Regions from separate parts of the Mus musculus genome. Here region 2 is linked to region 1. The links are chromatin loops, found by intact Hi-C in ENCODE. Cell type or tissue: left cerebral cortex. All regions are shown on one strand.

The links. Peaks named below come from ENCODE experiments on the same cell type or tissue, not always from the same donor. Only the 100,000 strongest peaks of a DNase experiment are listed, where the experiment ranks them.
Region 2: a loop joins it to region 1, with 2.4 times the contacts of the local background. A loop is called at or near these places in 10 of 42 quality-filtered maps.

Annotation. Positions count from the first base shown.
Region 1 is chr15:89,206,320-89,214,319 of GRCm38, reverse strand. It overlaps Ppp6r2 (protein phosphatase 6, regulatory subunit 2), which reads right to left and starts at 2,761. Exons shown (of 25, transcript NM_026813.2): 1 at 2,541-2,761. In left cerebral cortex, CTCF peaks have their summits at 3,153 (motif pointing right) and 3,973 (motif pointing right); DNase peaks (open chromatin) are centred at 2,350, 2,968, 3,786, 3,944 and 1 more place; H3K4me3 peaks cover 2,866 bases; H3K27ac peaks cover 2,109 bases.
Region 2 is chr15:89,146,411-89,154,410 of GRCm38, reverse strand. It overlaps Mapk11 (mitogen-activated protein kinase 11), which reads left to right and starts at 4,805. Exons shown (of 12, transcript NM_011161.5): 1 at 4,805-5,013; 2 at 7,573-7,702; 3 at 7,882-7,940. The coding sequence starts at 4,898. In left cerebral cortex, CTCF peaks have their summits at 1,004, 1,205 and 4,289; DNase peaks (open chromatin) are centred at 6,328, 6,751, 7,214, 7,622 and 6 more places; H3K4me3 peaks cover 3,786 bases; H3K27ac peaks cover 3,566 bases.

The sequences.
Region 1 (8,000 bases):
CTCCAAATAAATAAATGAATCAATCAATACTAAATGCAATGGCACACAAGAAATACTCAGCACATTTATCATGTGCACTAAGTAAAGAGCTATTCCCAACGCTTTAAATATTATCTCCCTGCTCAAAATTGTATGTTCAGCCTAACCTCTCCTGTTTCACATCTGTCGGTTAGATACATTCTCCCTAATGGCCCCTGGGCTTCTTAGAAGTTTCCCACTAGTCTCAGCCGAAGGAAAACCTTGCTTGCTCTCTCTAACATGTAACCATTCCCTCATATCTATCACTGCCTCAACCCAGCTTCTCCATTTAATTAGACGATGCTACTACCCAGCCATTTCACTTCTACCGAGAAGTCTGGGACTCTCTCTGAGCTCTCTCACTCTCTCATACCCCTCTTCAATTGTTACTTACGGCTCTAAGAAGCTTCAACAGCTTTTCCTCCAAAATACCTCCCTAAATTAACTACTGAGGTTTGAACCACAACACCCCCTCCTATCCAGATAGTCATAATGCCCCACAACTCAATCTCCAGCCTAGAACCACCCCCCTCACCCCCCACCCCCCTCAAGCTGTAAGGCTGACTAGAAGACAAACATTCTCAGCCAACCTAGACACACCAATATTATCTAGTTCCTGCAAGAGATCTGGGCCCTTTCCATCTCCTCCCGATGTCCGTGTTGAAAGGCTCTGGCCTGCTCTCCCACCCTCCTCCTTAAAGCTAATTTCTTACTGGGCAATGGTAGCATACTTTAATCCCATCAGTTGGGAGGCAGAGGCCAGGTGGATCTCTGTGAGTCTGAGGCCAGCCTGGTCTAGGTCTACAGAGCTAGTTCTAGGACAGCCAGGACTACGCAAAGAAACCCTGTCTAGAAAAAAAACAAACAAAAGATAGCCTCTTTTTTTTTTTTTTTTTTTTTTTTTGTTTGTTTGTTTGTTTGTTTTTCGAGACAGGGTTTCTCTGTATAGCTCTGGCTGTCCTGGAACTCACTTTGTAGACCAGGCTGGCCTCGAACTCAGAAATCCGCCTGCCTCTGCCTCCCAAGTGCTGGGATTAAAGGCGTGCGCCACCACTGCCCGGCGATAGCCTCTTTTTTGCCTCCAAGAGCTTATTTAGCTCACATGAGAACCAGAGAGGTCAAAGGGCTGACCCAGAACATAAGAACATCAAGAGATGAACACATCAGACTTGGTTGGGAAAACTTTTAATCCCAGGCAAAGGTAGGCAAATCTCTGAGTTTCAGTCCAGCTTGCTCTACATAGATAGCCAAGACTCCATAGCAAGACCCTGTCTCAGAAAAACAGAAAGGGAGAGAGGCGTGAAGAGATAAGAATGAGGACTGAAGCTGGGTGACAGTAGCCCTCGCCTTTGATACCAGCACTAGGGAGGCAGAGGCAGGCGGATCTCTATGGAGTTTAAGGCCAGAGTTCCAGGACATCTATGGCTACACAGTAAAACAGTCCCGGAAAGGGGGGGGGGGGGATAGGGAATGGAATGAGATGGTAAGAAGCCAGCAAGCAGCATTGTCAGGTAGGACACAGATGAAGGTGTCAGTGAAAACCTGAAAACCTGTCTGGAATAAGGCCTAGGGACATGGTTGAGGATGGTGACAAATTGCGGGGAGGGGCTACAGCAGAAAGCGAGAATTGGGGAAAGTGACTGGACTGAGAGCTGATAGCGAACAGCAAGAGCTCCGTAATAGATTGGAAACAGCCTTCACTAAGTGAGTAGTCAGCTGTGAGGATACAAAGTAGCAGGTGAAGAAGTTCCAGAAAGAAGAGGCGCATGGGAGAAGCAAAAGATGATGGGGGGGGGGGGGGAGTGGGAGAAAGACAGTGGGTGATGATGACAACTGGGGAACGACCCGGAAGAGGAATGGGATGGAAATAAAGGACAATAACAAAGCGAGCGCTTGGCAGTGGGCACTGGTAGGAGGAGATGAGCGAGCGGGGAGGGAACGCTTGATAGGTGGAAAGGTCACCACCAGCGGGGCCCCTGATGAGGAGGGTGGAAAAAAAAAAAAAACCCAAAGATGAGATAGGGAACACTGACAACTCCCCAGGCCCTGTATCCAAGGTCCGCCCCACCTCTACAGCCACCGACAGAGGTGAGGGACCTTGATAGGAGCAGAGGTGGACAACTGGGAGGGAGAGAACCAGGCGGCCACTAAGAGGCTGAGACTAATTCTGAGAGTGGGGAAAAACTGACCACTGACAGGCCAGGAGCTGGGATAGTAGCTAAAAGGGATGTTGACTGTCAAGAAGGGTGAGCGCTGAGGGAAGGGAAGGGATGGATGGATGGATGGATGGATGGATGAATGAATGACGGCAGTGGAGAGTGCTGGCTGACCGGGAAGCAGACTGATGGAGGCGCTGACCCCCTGACGAAGCGCAGGGTGACAAAGGCGCTGCTCTACTGACAGGGCGCTGACCGCACAAGCTGAGTGACAGCAGGACGCTGACGGCCCGAAGGCGGTGGGGGGTGGGGGTGTCCCTCCTGTCCCCGGGCCGCAGGAAGCGGTGGGCGCGCGGCCGCACTCACCTGCCCAGCAGGCTGGGGGTCGCAGCGACTCCTCCTCCGAGGGAGGCCCAAGCGAGGCCAGGACGCTCGCAGAGGTGAAGTGCGGACGGCCTGGAGCGGGCCGCACGCACATGGGCCCGACCCCGCGGCGCGGCGCCTTCGGACTCGGGCGCAGCCGGCGGGAGGCTCGGGACCCGCTCGGGACCGGCTCGGGGCCGCGGGCGAGATCGCTCCAAAATGGCGGCGGCGGCGGCGGGGGCGCGCGCGAGCGAGCGAGCGGGCCGGCGGGCGAGCGCGCGGACGGGGGAGGGGCGGGGGCGCGCCCCGGGGGCGGGGCCACCGGAGGAGGCACAGAGTGGCGGCCGCGGTCCAGGGTCTGTCTGGTGGAGTCGCGCTGGGGGAACGTCCTGAGGCGTCCCCGTGATCGAGCTGGCTGTGCTAAATAAATCCTCTGGGCACCTTCAAGTCCCCAGAGCGGTGCGCGCGCTCGTCTCCGCTACGTCCTGTTTCTGAACTGGACTGTCCGCTGATCTACTTGGTTTGTTTGTTTTTTTGGTTTTTTTTTTCCTTATTTATTTATTTATTTAATGTAAGTACACTGTAGCTGTCTTCAGATGCACCAGAAGAGGGCATCAGATTTCACTGCGGATGGCTGTGAGCCATCATGTGGTGGCTGGGATTTGAACTCAGGACCTTTGGAAGAGCAGTCAGTGCTCTTAACCGCTGAGCTAGCCCTTTTTACCTTTTTTTTTTTTTTTTTTTTTTTTTTTGGTTTTTCGAGATAGGGTTTCTCAGTGTAACAGAGCCCTGGCTGTCCCGGACTTGCTTTGTACACCAGGCTGGCCTCGAACTCACAAGAGATTCTCCTGTCTCTCTGCCTCTGCCTCTGTGTTGAGATCAAAGCCGTTTTGTTTTGTTTTGTTTTGTTGTTTAGTTTCGTTTTGTTTTGTTTTTTTTTTTTCTTTTCTTGGATACCGATCCTTGTTGTCCAGGGCTTGTGTACGTCACATACGTGGCCATCTAACATGGGTTGAAATGAGTTCAAATTAAATTAATCTCTAAAATGAGACTGATTTCCGGTGGCAGTGTGAGCCATGGGAAAATATCAAAAAAAAAAAAAAAGAAACATGTAAGGAATGTGTCAACACATGCTAGCTATGAACTCACTCACTCTCAGTGGCAAGTTCACTACCGCTGTGCGAAAGTATAAGCCGGCGTGGGTGGTTGCACTTGGGAGACCAAAGCAGGAGGAGTTTCAGGCAAGCAAAACATACTGGCGCACATCTTTAATACCAGAGGCAGGGGGGATCTCTGCCAGTTCGAGACTCGCCTACTCTACTCTACTCAGCGAGTTCCGGGTCAGCTAGGACTACAGAGTGTAAAAATGTCTAAGGGGGAGACATTTCTGGGCCCTTCCAAGATTTTTTTTTTCTTTGAAGTGGTGCTGCTGTGTTTCCCCCTTTTCTCAGCAGAGGGCGCCAAAGAGACACTGTTGGAGGAAAGGAAATCGATTTTTTTTGTTTTGTTTTCTTCCCCGGTTTGGAAAGCAAAATTGGAGGCGCCTGGGTTCGCGGTGTGGTCTCTTGCAGCACAGCTTTTCCCAGGCCATCCTGACTGAAGTGATACCCTGAATACAGAAGCCGAATGTGCTGCAGAACTGGGGCTTGTGCGGAGATACCAAACACAGGGGATGACCCACTAGTCCCATTACCGCAACAGCGAGCAGGTGCAAGCCTGGCCCTGACCTTTACACTATTTTTAAGTCCAGGCCAGAGTTCACGTATCAGAAGCAGCTCTGAGCACCCTCTTCCCAGACACACACACACACACACACACACACACACACACACACACACCACCATTTTTTGTGGGTACTGGTCTGACATATAAACTGAGGAAACAGAACCGATGAACTGAATCTCCATCCTTTAGCTCCCCCCCACACACACACACACTTTTTTTTCTTTCTTTCTTTTTTTTAAAAGATTTATTTATTATTATATGTAGCTGGCTTCAGATGCACCAGAAGAGGGTGTCAGATCTCCTTACAGGAGGTTGTGAGCCACCATGTGGTTGCTGGGATTTGAACTCAGGACCTTTGCAAGAGCAGTCAGTGCTCTTACCCGCTGACCCATCTCGCCAGCCTTTCTTTCTTTCTTTCTTTTTTCTTAATTTTGAGCTGGGCATTTAGTCCCAACATTTGGGAGATTGAGGCAGGAGAATCGGTAGTTTAAGATTAGCTTTGGCCACTTACTGAGTTCAAGGGCAGCCTGGGCTATTGAGACCTGTTTTTTTTTGGGGGGGTTTTTTTTTTTTTTGGTTTTTTGTTTTTTTTGGTTTTTTGTTTTTTGTTTTTTGTTTTTTGTTTTTTTTTTTTTTTGGTTTTTCAAGACAGGGATTCTCTTTATAGCTCTGGCTGTCCTGGAGCTCACTTTGTAGACCAGGCTGGCCTCGAACTCAGAAATCTGCCTGCCTCTGCCTCCCGAGTGCTGGGATTAAAGGCGTGCGCCACCACGCCCGGCTAGACCTGTCTTAAAAGACCTTTTGTTTGTCTGTTTTGAGGGCATAAGATTTTGATAAGTTGTGCAAACTGGCCTTGAACCTGTGGCCTTGCCCTACTCTTTTCACACCCACACTGAGTTCATCAGCAAATCTCTTGTTCTTCTTGTCTGTATCTAACCTGTAAGACCAGTTTCTCTCCTGTGGCTGTAAACAGTGTAGACTGGCCCCCTACTTTTATCCTGGACAACTTGCTGCAGGCCCTTCAGCACGGTGTTCAAAGGGATCCAATTAAAATAAGTCAGATCACATCTCTGACCTCAGGGGCTTGCTGTCTCACCCAAGATGAAAGCAAGAATCCTTGGTGCTGCCCACAAAGTTGTTTGTGATGTGATCTCACTTTATCTGCTTATATTATTTCACTTAAGTCCTGATAACCTCCTGCCCCAGGTCAGCTGCTCAAGTGGCCTCTGTATCTTTTCAGGCATCTCCCCCTTTATTGCTATGCTTGCTAACTTGTCTCATAGATACTTAATCATTGCGGCTGCCTCCTCCTCCTCCTCCTCCTCTCCCTCCCCTTTCCCCTTTCCGTTCCTCCTCCCCCTTCTCCACTGAGGGCTTCCCTGGCTGCTCTATTCCAAGCCTCAGGCTTACATCATACCAGGTTATAGCCTTGTCTCTCATTTGGTCTTTCCTCCTTCCCAATGGTATCACAACCCAAAAAGGAGACCTGAAACCACACAATGATTTCAATGGAGAGAGTTTGATATGAAAATTATCAATTACAAGAATATTCTGGCCGGGCGTGGTGGCACACGCCTTTAATCCCAGCACTTGGGAGGCAGAGGCAGGCCGATTTCTGAGTTCCAGGCCAGCCTGGTCTACAGAATGAGTTCCAGGACAGCCAGGGCTATACAGAGAAACCCTGTCTCGGAAAAAAAAAAAAATTCTGAAGAACTAAAACGATATTCAAGAGGGGGCGGGGGGGGGGGGGGGGAATCTAGGAAGGTACTTTCTTCTCCCAACGGGAGTTCATTCTTTCTTGGAGAAGTTTGACTGCATCCTAGTTGAAGACAGAGACATTCCCTGGGCTGTCCTGAGTTATTCTGGTTAGAACAGCTAGCATTAAAATGGTGACACCATCATCCAACGGCTTGTACTTTTTAAAAGAGGGGGAGATGAAGAGTATGCATAAATACATAACAAATAATGAAGGATATGCAAAGCTACTACATTCCTTGCTTCTGTGATTAGTGATAATACCCGTGATACATAATCAGCATGTGTTATAGTTAATCATTTACGATGTACACAAAACACCTAGCACAAAGGTAAGTATTAAAGGATCAAAGAGTGAACTTTTTGCTAAGAAAATGGAGCAAAAAATTGTTCGCCAATAAAATGGAGACAGCAAAGCTGTCATACAAAATTAGTGCCACCTCAGAGCACTGTCAGAACAGGCCTAGTAGTGGCCTGAGTTGTCCTTCCCTCAAGAGACTCCAGGTTTCTGTTCCGAGAAAGACCCAGGCACCGAATCTCCAGAAAGGATGAATGCAGGCAGAACTACATTGCATACACATAATCGAATTGCTATGGGCCAAAGACAGAAAGATAAAAGTAGCAAGAAAAAAAAATGACTCACCAACATTAAGCAGAAGCAACCATAAAGTTTATAGCTAAGGACTCATACAAGACCACAAAAGTGATAAAATTACAGAGTGTGAAGGAAAACTAAAACCTGTTAGTGAAGGAACTCTACGGCAGAGATAGGCTGAGCTCTGTGGGTTAAAGGCCAGCCTGGTCTGCAGAGTGAGTTACAGGACAGCCAGGGGTACACAGGGAAGCCCTGTCTCAAAGAAGGAGGAGGAGGAGGAGGAGGAGGAGGAGGAGGAGGAGGAGGAGGAGGAGGAGGAAGAAAAGAAGGAAGACTGGGGAAATAGCTTAGTCAGTACAGTGATTACTGGATAAGTACGAGGACCTGGGTTCGATACCAAAAACCCACATAAAAAGCCAGTGGTGGCCGGTCGTGGTAGCGCACACCTTTAATCCCAGCACTTGGGAGGCAGAGGCAGGTAGATTTCTGAGTTCGGGGCCAGCCTGGTCTACAGAGTGAATTCCAGGACAGCCAGAGCTATACAGAGAAACCCTGTCTTGAAAAACAAAAACAAACCAACCAAACAAACAAACACAAGCCAGTGGTGGTGGTGCACACCTTTATTCTCAGCATTCTGGAGGAAAAGGCAGGCAGAGCTCCGAATTCAAGACCAGCCTGGTCTACAGATAGAGTTCTAGGACAGCCAGAAATACACAGAGAAACACTGTCTTGAGAAGGGGGGCGGGGGGGAGAGAAGCCAGGTCTAGCGATTGGGGGAATTAACTTAGCAATTAATAGCACTAGCTGCTCTTCCAGGGAACCTGGATTTGATTCCCAGCAACCATGTGTCAACCTACAATCACCTGCAATTCCAGTTCCAAGGTCTACTGCTGGCCTCTCCTCACACATAAACAGTTTGTTTATTTGTTTGTTTTTTTGAGACAGGGTTTTCAATTTAAAAAGGAAGGAAGGAAGGAAGAAAGAAAGAAAGAAAGGAAGGAAGGAAGGAAGGAAGGAAGGAAGGAAGGAAGGAAGGAAGGAAGGAAGGAACATGATCGTTCGTGAGTATGATGGAGGAGAAAGTTTGTTGTAGATAAAAAGTAGAGCAAGCATAGCCAGAGGCAGGGACATCTGGGAGAGTCAGAGCTGACAAGACAGACAGACAGAGCTGAGATGACCGAGCCATGGGGGGGTGTGGGGGGGGTGAGAGGAAAGTGAAAGGAGCCAGGTGCAATAGCCAGAGGGTCAAAAGTACAGGAAGGGCAAGAAACCAAAATGGCTGCACTCTATGGGGAAGAGCCTCTGGGAGAAGGACAGCACCCCTGTGCTGGTGAGCTCAGGCTAGAGGCTCGGGTATGCCAGACGTAAGCCTGTAACAGGTGGAGACT
Region 2 (8,000 bases), 60 kb after region 1:
CTGCCTGCCTCTGTCTCTGGGAATTAAAGGTGTGTACCACCACACCCAGCTCTGAAAGCACTTCTGCAGGGGGCATTGTACTAGGCAGAGCCTCCAGCATCAAGCGGGATGAATGAGTCTACCCTGCTGGGCCTCCCATGTTCTCCAGGTACTCAAAGCAGTCTTCCACCACAGGAAGTAAAGTGATCCAGTGTGACTTCGGCTGGATCCAAATGCTGTCTCTGGATCCTGTCCTTCTAAGCTATTCCCAGAATGCATTGGTACATCCTATGTCTGGGGAAATCCTGCTGTGGCGAGGGTTGGGGGTGGTGTAGAGTCTTGATTTATTATGAGCTTCCTCTGCAGCTGTCTTTCCCAAGGAGGGATGCAAGGTCCACAGCCAACATCCCCCAACATGGGCCCCGCTACTGCAATCCCACACAAGGCTCTGTCCTAGAGATCTGGCTGGCCAGGAATTCTGAACAAAGTGCCACTAAGTCTTAGATAAAAGAGCTGGGAACCTTGAGGCCTGGTTTCCAGAATGGACCATCTTCTCGATGGATAGAAGCATATGGCTAAGCTTGAGGGTCCCAACAGGTTCCACGTGAGGTATCCATCTTTCCTCCTCATGTTCCTTCAAGGGTAAACAAGTGTGTGCAGAGATTCGGGGTTTGCCCTGCACTGGGAACCATCAAGGGGTAAAAACTAAATGTAAACAAAAAGACCTCTATGTTGCAGTGCTTAGAGATGGGATAGGCCAGCCTTGAGTTGAAGTAGGCTCATCAACAAACCCAGGGATGATGGGCTTGCTATATATCCTTCCTATATGTCATTTCCCCCCCACTCTACTAGAGACAAGAGGAAGATGGGAAGAAACTGTGGTACCCTCTACTACTTGTCCCTAAGTCAGTTCTTTCCAGATTTATCTTTTACAAAGTCCATTCTGGCCACTGGAGGAATCTGGGATCTGAGTGGGCAAGCTAACCACTGGGGGACTGTCACGGGTGCTAAATGAAAGGGGCCTTGGGCTGGTGAGATGGCTCAGTGGGTAAGAGCACCTGACTGCTCTTCCGAAGGTCCGGAGTTCAAATCCCAGCAACCACATGGTGGCTCACAACCATCTGTAACAAGATCTGATGCCCTCTTCTGGAGTGTCTGAAGACAGCTACAGTGTACTTACATATAATAAATAAATAAATCTTTAAAAAAAAAAAAGAAAAGAAAAGGGGCCTTGACTGTAGGAGGCAATAGAAGTTGTGGCTGATATTTGGAGTAACAGAGAAAGGAGGCACGGCCTTGAATGGGACGTTTATGCAGCATGCGTTTGAGTTTTTGCAGTGTATGCACATGTGCACTCACGAGTGTGCATACACACGCGTGGACAAACACACACACACACACACACCTGCCCTCTGTTGCAACCTTCTGGTATCCTTTAAGGGGACTGCTAACACTCATGACCAACTTAAACTCAGGTGGCCACTCCCTGTACTGTTTGATCCCACACACTCCTCAGAAGGCATGGTACCTGTGGATAGGTTCACCAAGGGGAGGGGGTGGTCAGCTTGCTGAGGAAGAGAGAGAGAGAGAGAGAGAGAGAGAGAGAGAGAGAGAGAGAGAGAGAGAGAGAGAGAGAGAGAGAGAGAGAGAGAGAGAGCTAAGCCTGGCCAGGCCTTGGCTAACAGTAGTTAGCTCTGAACCCTGGATTTAGGGAGCAGCAGTCAGGAGAACTGGCCTGAGACTCTCCTGGGTAGGTAACTATTTCCTTTATCCAGCCCCCTGCCTCACTTGCCAGTTGAGCCAAACTGGGCATCCTTGGGAATGTGGAGGAGACAAGGCAGGTTGCCCTGGTAACTGACTGGCCCTGCCCTGCTGCTGTACAGACAAAGGCCACTACCCTCCCCCCTGGCCACTGTGCAGGCAAGGTTCCCAACCCCCCACCACCACCCAGGCTCAGCTCCCCCCTCCTCCTCTGCCTTCAGCTGAAGGTCCATTAGCTTTGCACAAAACCTCAGCCCACCCTTGAGAAAGGTGGCTTCTGGGCTTTACTGCCCTGAGCAGTGGGGGCTGGGCCACCCTCAGGTTCTCCTGTTAGGCTCCATCCAGGATTGATACTGGCTTCCACAGAGGAAAATGGTGCCAAGGATGGCCTGGGGCTTGGGAAAAGTCTTGTGAGAGGGGCGAGAGACTGACTGAGGCTTAGACCTATTTCCTTGGCTACCTGTATGTGCCTGATTATATGTCAGGATTCCCTTAGATGCTTCTAGTGGCCTACGGCTTCACTGGCTTGTTCTAGTTTGGCGATATTTTTTTTTCCGTCGTTTGTTTGTTTGTTTCTTCAAGTCAGGGTTTCTCTGTGTAGCCCTGGCTGTCCTGAAACTCATTCGGTAGATCATGCTGACCTCGAACTTAAGAGATCTGCCTGCCTCTGTTTCCCCAGTGCTGGGATTAAAGGCGTGTACCACCACCGTCCAACTTGGTTGACTATTTTTTAGTTATATTTTGCATTGCATTATACTTCTATTTATTATTATTATTACTATTATTATTAAGATTTTGATAGGCTGATGGTTCAACCCAGGGCCTCACTCTATTAGGCAGTTACATACTACTGAACTACATCCCAGCCCTACATTATTTAAAACTCAGATTTCTCATTAAAGTGGGGTTCAGGGCAGGGCAAGGGTGGCACATGCCTTTAATCCCAGCACTTGGGAGGCGGAGGCAGGCAGATTTCTGAATTCAAGGCCAGCCTGGTCTACAGAGTGAGTTCCAGGACAGTTGGGGCTATACAAAGAAATCCGGTCTCGAAAAAAAAAAACGAGAGAGAGAGAGAGAAAGAGAATGAGAGAAAGAGAGAGAGAGATTGATTCAGGTTGGGGCTGCAAATAGCAGCTAAGAGTACTGGCTGTTCTTCCAAAGGACTTGGGTTCAAGTCTCAGCACCCACATGACAGCTCATAACTGTAGCTCATCATATCAGGGGATCTGATACCCTCACACAGACATACACACAGGCAAAACAGCAGAGCACATATGATATAAATAAATAAATAAATAAATAAATAAATAAGAGACAATTTAGAAATTCATGTTTGATTATGCATGTAATTCCCAAATAGTTAACTATTTGAGTTTTGCTCAAAGTTATTTAAAAAACAAAAACAAAAACAAAACAAAAAGGGGGGAGTCAGAAGCCATATCTCACCTGTTAGCTTCATAAGGCATAGAGATAGATCCTCCTGCTTCTGCTTTAGCTAGGATTAAAGACCCGTGCCACCACATCTGGCTGGCCTGCCTGCCTGCCTGCCTTCCTTTCCTTTCCTTCCTTCCTTCCTTCCGCCTTGAGGCAGGGTCTCACTCTGTAGCTCAGATGGCTTCAGATTTACTCTATAGCCCAGGTAAGCCTTGAACTTGCTGTGATCTTCCAGATTTAGCTTCCTAAGCATTCGAATTACAGATGGAAGCCACGACACTCAACCCATAATCAATTTATTGGGAGGAGGAATGGGGGAAAGGAATCAGCTTAGAGACAGAATCTCGATTTAGCTCAGGCTGCCCTGGAACTCAGGATGTAGATCAGGCTGGCCAGGTACTCCAGCATCTCTCTCCTGGTGCTGGGATTAAAGACGTGCACCACCACACTCTGCTCCATGTTTACTTTCAAGTGTGAATAAAAGTAGGGCCTAGGGCAGTGGTTCTCAACTCTCCAATGCTGCAACCCTTTAATACAGTTCCTTATGTTGTGGTGACCTCCAGCCATAAAATTATTTTGTTGTTACTTTGTAACTAATGTTGTTACTGTTATGAATTGTAAATATCTGTGTTTTCTGATGGTCTTAGGTGACACCTGTTAAAAAAAAGAGGTCGTGACCCACAGGTTGAGAACCACTGGCCTAAAGTGGCATGGGTGAGGCCTTACTGGACATGAAAGCATCCACCCTGGACACCAGGAAAAGGGAGATTTCTAGGCTTGGTGACAAACTGAACTATGCCTGCCAGGGTTGGTAGACCTCCTGGGTCGCCTTGTGCTAGTGGCTGGAGAAAGTCAAGGCTGGGGGCGTTTCCCGAGTGTCAGTGAAGAGAGGGCTTCATAAGGAGGAAAAATACCCAGTACTAAAAAGAGGCCCATGTGGGGACCATACTTGTGGCCCCAATCATGGTGCTGCGCTGTCCCTGGTCCTGACTGCCCGCCGGGAGCTTACCTCTTCCAGGAGCTTCTGGGTCGAGGTTAGGGCAACATGGGGAGTAGATGTCGTCTTGTCTCCTGAAGGCTCCGTCACTTACTAAGACCTAGTAAGTCTACTAGGAGGTGAACCATTAACGCCAAACGGGGGCGTCCTCCTCACCCTGGCCACAAGGCGCCTTCCTCAGTGGTGCCCTGAGTTGGCGCCGTGGCGCTGGTTTTTTAACCTAGAGCCTTTACTTCCCCCTCCCCCCACCACTAATGTTTTTTGTTGTTGTTCTGAAAGTATTATCACCACGTGCTCAAGCTCACTTTTGACAATTTCCCTTCATTTCTGAGGAAGGGGACTGGCCTGGGACCCGGGGAAGGGCAGAGGGGGTAGGTAATATGCAGAAGATGAAGGTGGAGGAGTACAAGCAAGAAGTTTCATCGTCACCCCCATGGGAGGGAAGCAGGCTTTTTCCTTTGTCACGGTCTCCGAGGGGCAGGAAGCTGTGCGTCTGTCTCCGGGAACCCTCAACCTCCACCCACCCCACCCCACCCCCGTTTCCCCGCCCTCCGGTCTCCAGGCTGGGGAAATCCGCCGGGCCTCGGCCCCGCCCCGCCGTCCCGCCCTGCTGCGCCGCCGCCCCCCAGCCCCCACCCCGCTTTGCTCAGCGGTGCTGGGCGTGGGGCGCGGGCCGGGTGCTGCGCGCGGGGATCCGGGGCGCTCGCTCCAGCTGCTTCTGTGGATATGTCGGGTCCGCGCGCGGGATTCTACCGGCAAGAGCTGAACAAAACAGTATGGGAGGTGCCGCAGCGGCTGCAGGGCCTACGCCCGGTGGGCTCCGGCGCCTACGGCTCAGTCTGGTAGGGGCCGGCAAGGACCTGGTGGGAGCTGGGCGGGAAAGCGTGTGCGACCCTCCAGCGCGACGTGGGGTTCCCGGCGTGGGGAGGGGCCTCGCCCTGCCTCCGCCCCCGGTCTGCACGCTTCCGATGAATGAATGGGGGGGAGGGGACACGGAGGAAACTTTCCTACTAGATTCCACTCGCTGGCAGGTAGGGGGGGTCTTCTAATGCCCTCTCCCCCCCCCCCATCTCCGATCCCTTTCCTAGTTTTTCCCCAAAAGACTGAATATTGCGGCGTCACAGCTGGCGGGAGAGCAAGTCTCTGGGGCCGCTAAATGGAACAGTCAGCCATCCGGGTTATTTCGGGCAAGGTCTAAGTAGCTGCAGGGTCTAACGTTCCCCTCAGACTAAGTATTTGAAAAGGGGACCCCCAGCGGGGTGAGGAGACCTTTCTAATTTGGAAGACACCAAAATTTTCCTGTGGATCATACCCGCGCCTCCAGATTCCTAGAAGCTCAGCGGCTTGAGCCTAAGCGGACACCTACTCTCTTGTCTACACCCTACCCCAGTTTACCCAACAAAGGATCTCAGAATATAGGTAGGGCTTGGAGACCAGAGATTGCAGTCTCGATCGTGGGCAGCATCCAGGCACCTGGGATTGGAGAACGGCTGTAGATAGCCCTTGTTGACGGGCTGATCAAGGGTGTGGACACTGGTATGTGCCCCACACCGGGAATGGGGGCTGAGTCTCACATCTTGGATCCGGTGCTGTCATCCGAAGCCTCGGTACTGCTACTGCAACCCTATAGAGGCAAACAGTCCTGCTTTACAGGGCCCAGAGTGAGTTGGTCATGGGATCTCGCCCCATGTCTGCAGCCTGTAAACCCACCACTGAGATGGGTAGGCTTGTTCTGCCGACACTCGCTCCTTATTCTTGCTTCTCAGGCTGTACCCCAGCCCTCCACAGTGAGTAGAGACAGGATACACCCACTCCATCACCCATACATACCCAAGGAGTCGGACAGAGGAAGAGATGATGGGACATGTTGTGTCTGGGATGTTCAGGGACTCAGCAAGTGGAGGAGGATAAGGTTACACGAAAATACATTTTAAAAAAATAATACAATAAATTAGAGGGAAGGAGAGCCAGGGAGGACTTGGAGGGGGCAGGGAGGAAGGTGAAGCAGATACTTTGCAGGGGACTTGGACATTGACTCAGATGGAGTTGTCTCGGGGCTGGACCATCTAGGAGTTACCAGGGAAAAGCCAGATTTCCCAAGGGAGACCTAGGTCTGTCTCCGCTGATCCGTGACCCTGGGTTTGTTCAGTCACCCTGCTGAGGCAGGCCATGGGATGCCAACTTCTTGTAACTTGATTGTACAGAGGCAGTCAAGTAAGAGGATCCTGCTGTTCTAGTGGCCACTCCCCACCCACCTCCACCCCAGAAGTTACTTAGACATTCTGCTTATCATAGGAAAGCCACCTTTCTTCTACAACTCTCTAGTTCCGTGAGCATCCCAAACCACCATGCCCCTTCCCCATCTTCCCTCACCTGGTGGGAATGGGTGGTACCCTGTCTCCATTCACCACTGCAAGGGAAGGGTGCATCCTGAGACGAAGAGAATCGAGGGAGAGAAGGAACAGGAATCACCAGGGGAGCAGGCTGTGTAAAGGTACTGTAGCCAGGGCTCCTTCAGTGGCTTCGCAGCTGCTCCGGGTCTTGAGGCAGAGGGATCAGAACCTGGTGAAAAGCCTTAGGACCACCGCTCAGTCCACGTGGCCTAGGCCCCGCCCACAAAGAAAGCGTGCTCTCATTTGCTCTTTCGAGGCTCTCCAGGTGAAGGATAGAAGGGTAAAGAGGTGCAGAGGTGGCGGGTCCAGTTTCTGGGGGAGTGGAAGTGTGTCAGAGACATCTTCACACTGGGGTTAAACATTTCCTACTATCCATTTGCTGAGTTATAAATTGTGTGTGTGTGTGTGTGTGTGTGTATTTTTTTGTTTGTTTTGGTTTGGTTTCTTGTGAGACAATGTCTCACTAGGTTTTCCGGCTGGTTTTGAACTCAATCTCGATTCTCTCGCCTCTCCCTCTCTCCAAGAGCTGGGATTACAGGCATGAACACCACACTCGGCTTCAATTACAAATCAGGAAGCAATAAACACCTCCGGATAATCTTGCTTCCGCAATCTGATGTGCGGAGGCGTGGGGGTGGGGCGTCCAGGGCTTTGTAGGTAAGCCTCCCACGGCATCCGTGAGGAAGGAGGAGGGCTGCTTGCTGTGGGAGCGCCTGTGGGTACAGTCGTGGTATTTTCCATGCCGTGGCCTTGTTGTGTGTGTGTGTGGGGGGGGGGGGGGCGCTCAGGTTTGGGCTAGAATCACCGGTTCTCTGCCAGAGAACGCTTTGTCCACTCAAAGGGGTCTCCTAAGGGAGGATCAGGAGGGTCGGCGTGGAGGCAGCGCGGGGCGAGCAGGCGGGGACAGGCTTCCTAGGTTTTAGAGCTAGCAACAGAGGCTCACTCCCGCACCCAGCGTCGGGTGGATTCAGGCCAGGCGCTTGCTCTCCTCATTCGCCCACCTTGCAGCTCGGCCTACGACGCGCGGCTGCGCCAGAAGGTGGCTGTAAAGAAGCTGTCTCGCCCTTTCCAATCGCTGATCCACGCGAGGAGGACATACCGTGAGCTGCGCCTACTCAAGCACCTGAAGCACGAGAACGTGAGAGGGGGGACCGACCGGTGATGTTGGGACTGAACAAGGGACGCATCCTGCCTGGGGGGCGGGACCTACACTATAGGGGCGGAGCCTCTGGAGGTACAGTCCCATGTGGGTGGGGTCCAGACCAACGGGACGTTGCCTAAGGCTAAGCTGTGATCCTGCCTCGGTTCCCTGACCAGGTCATAGGACTTTTGGACGTCTTCACGCCGGCCACATCCATCGAGGATTTCAGCGAAGTGTGAGCGTCCTGGGCAGGCGCGGTGGTAGTCTGGGGAGCTTAGTCGGAGATGGGGTGGTG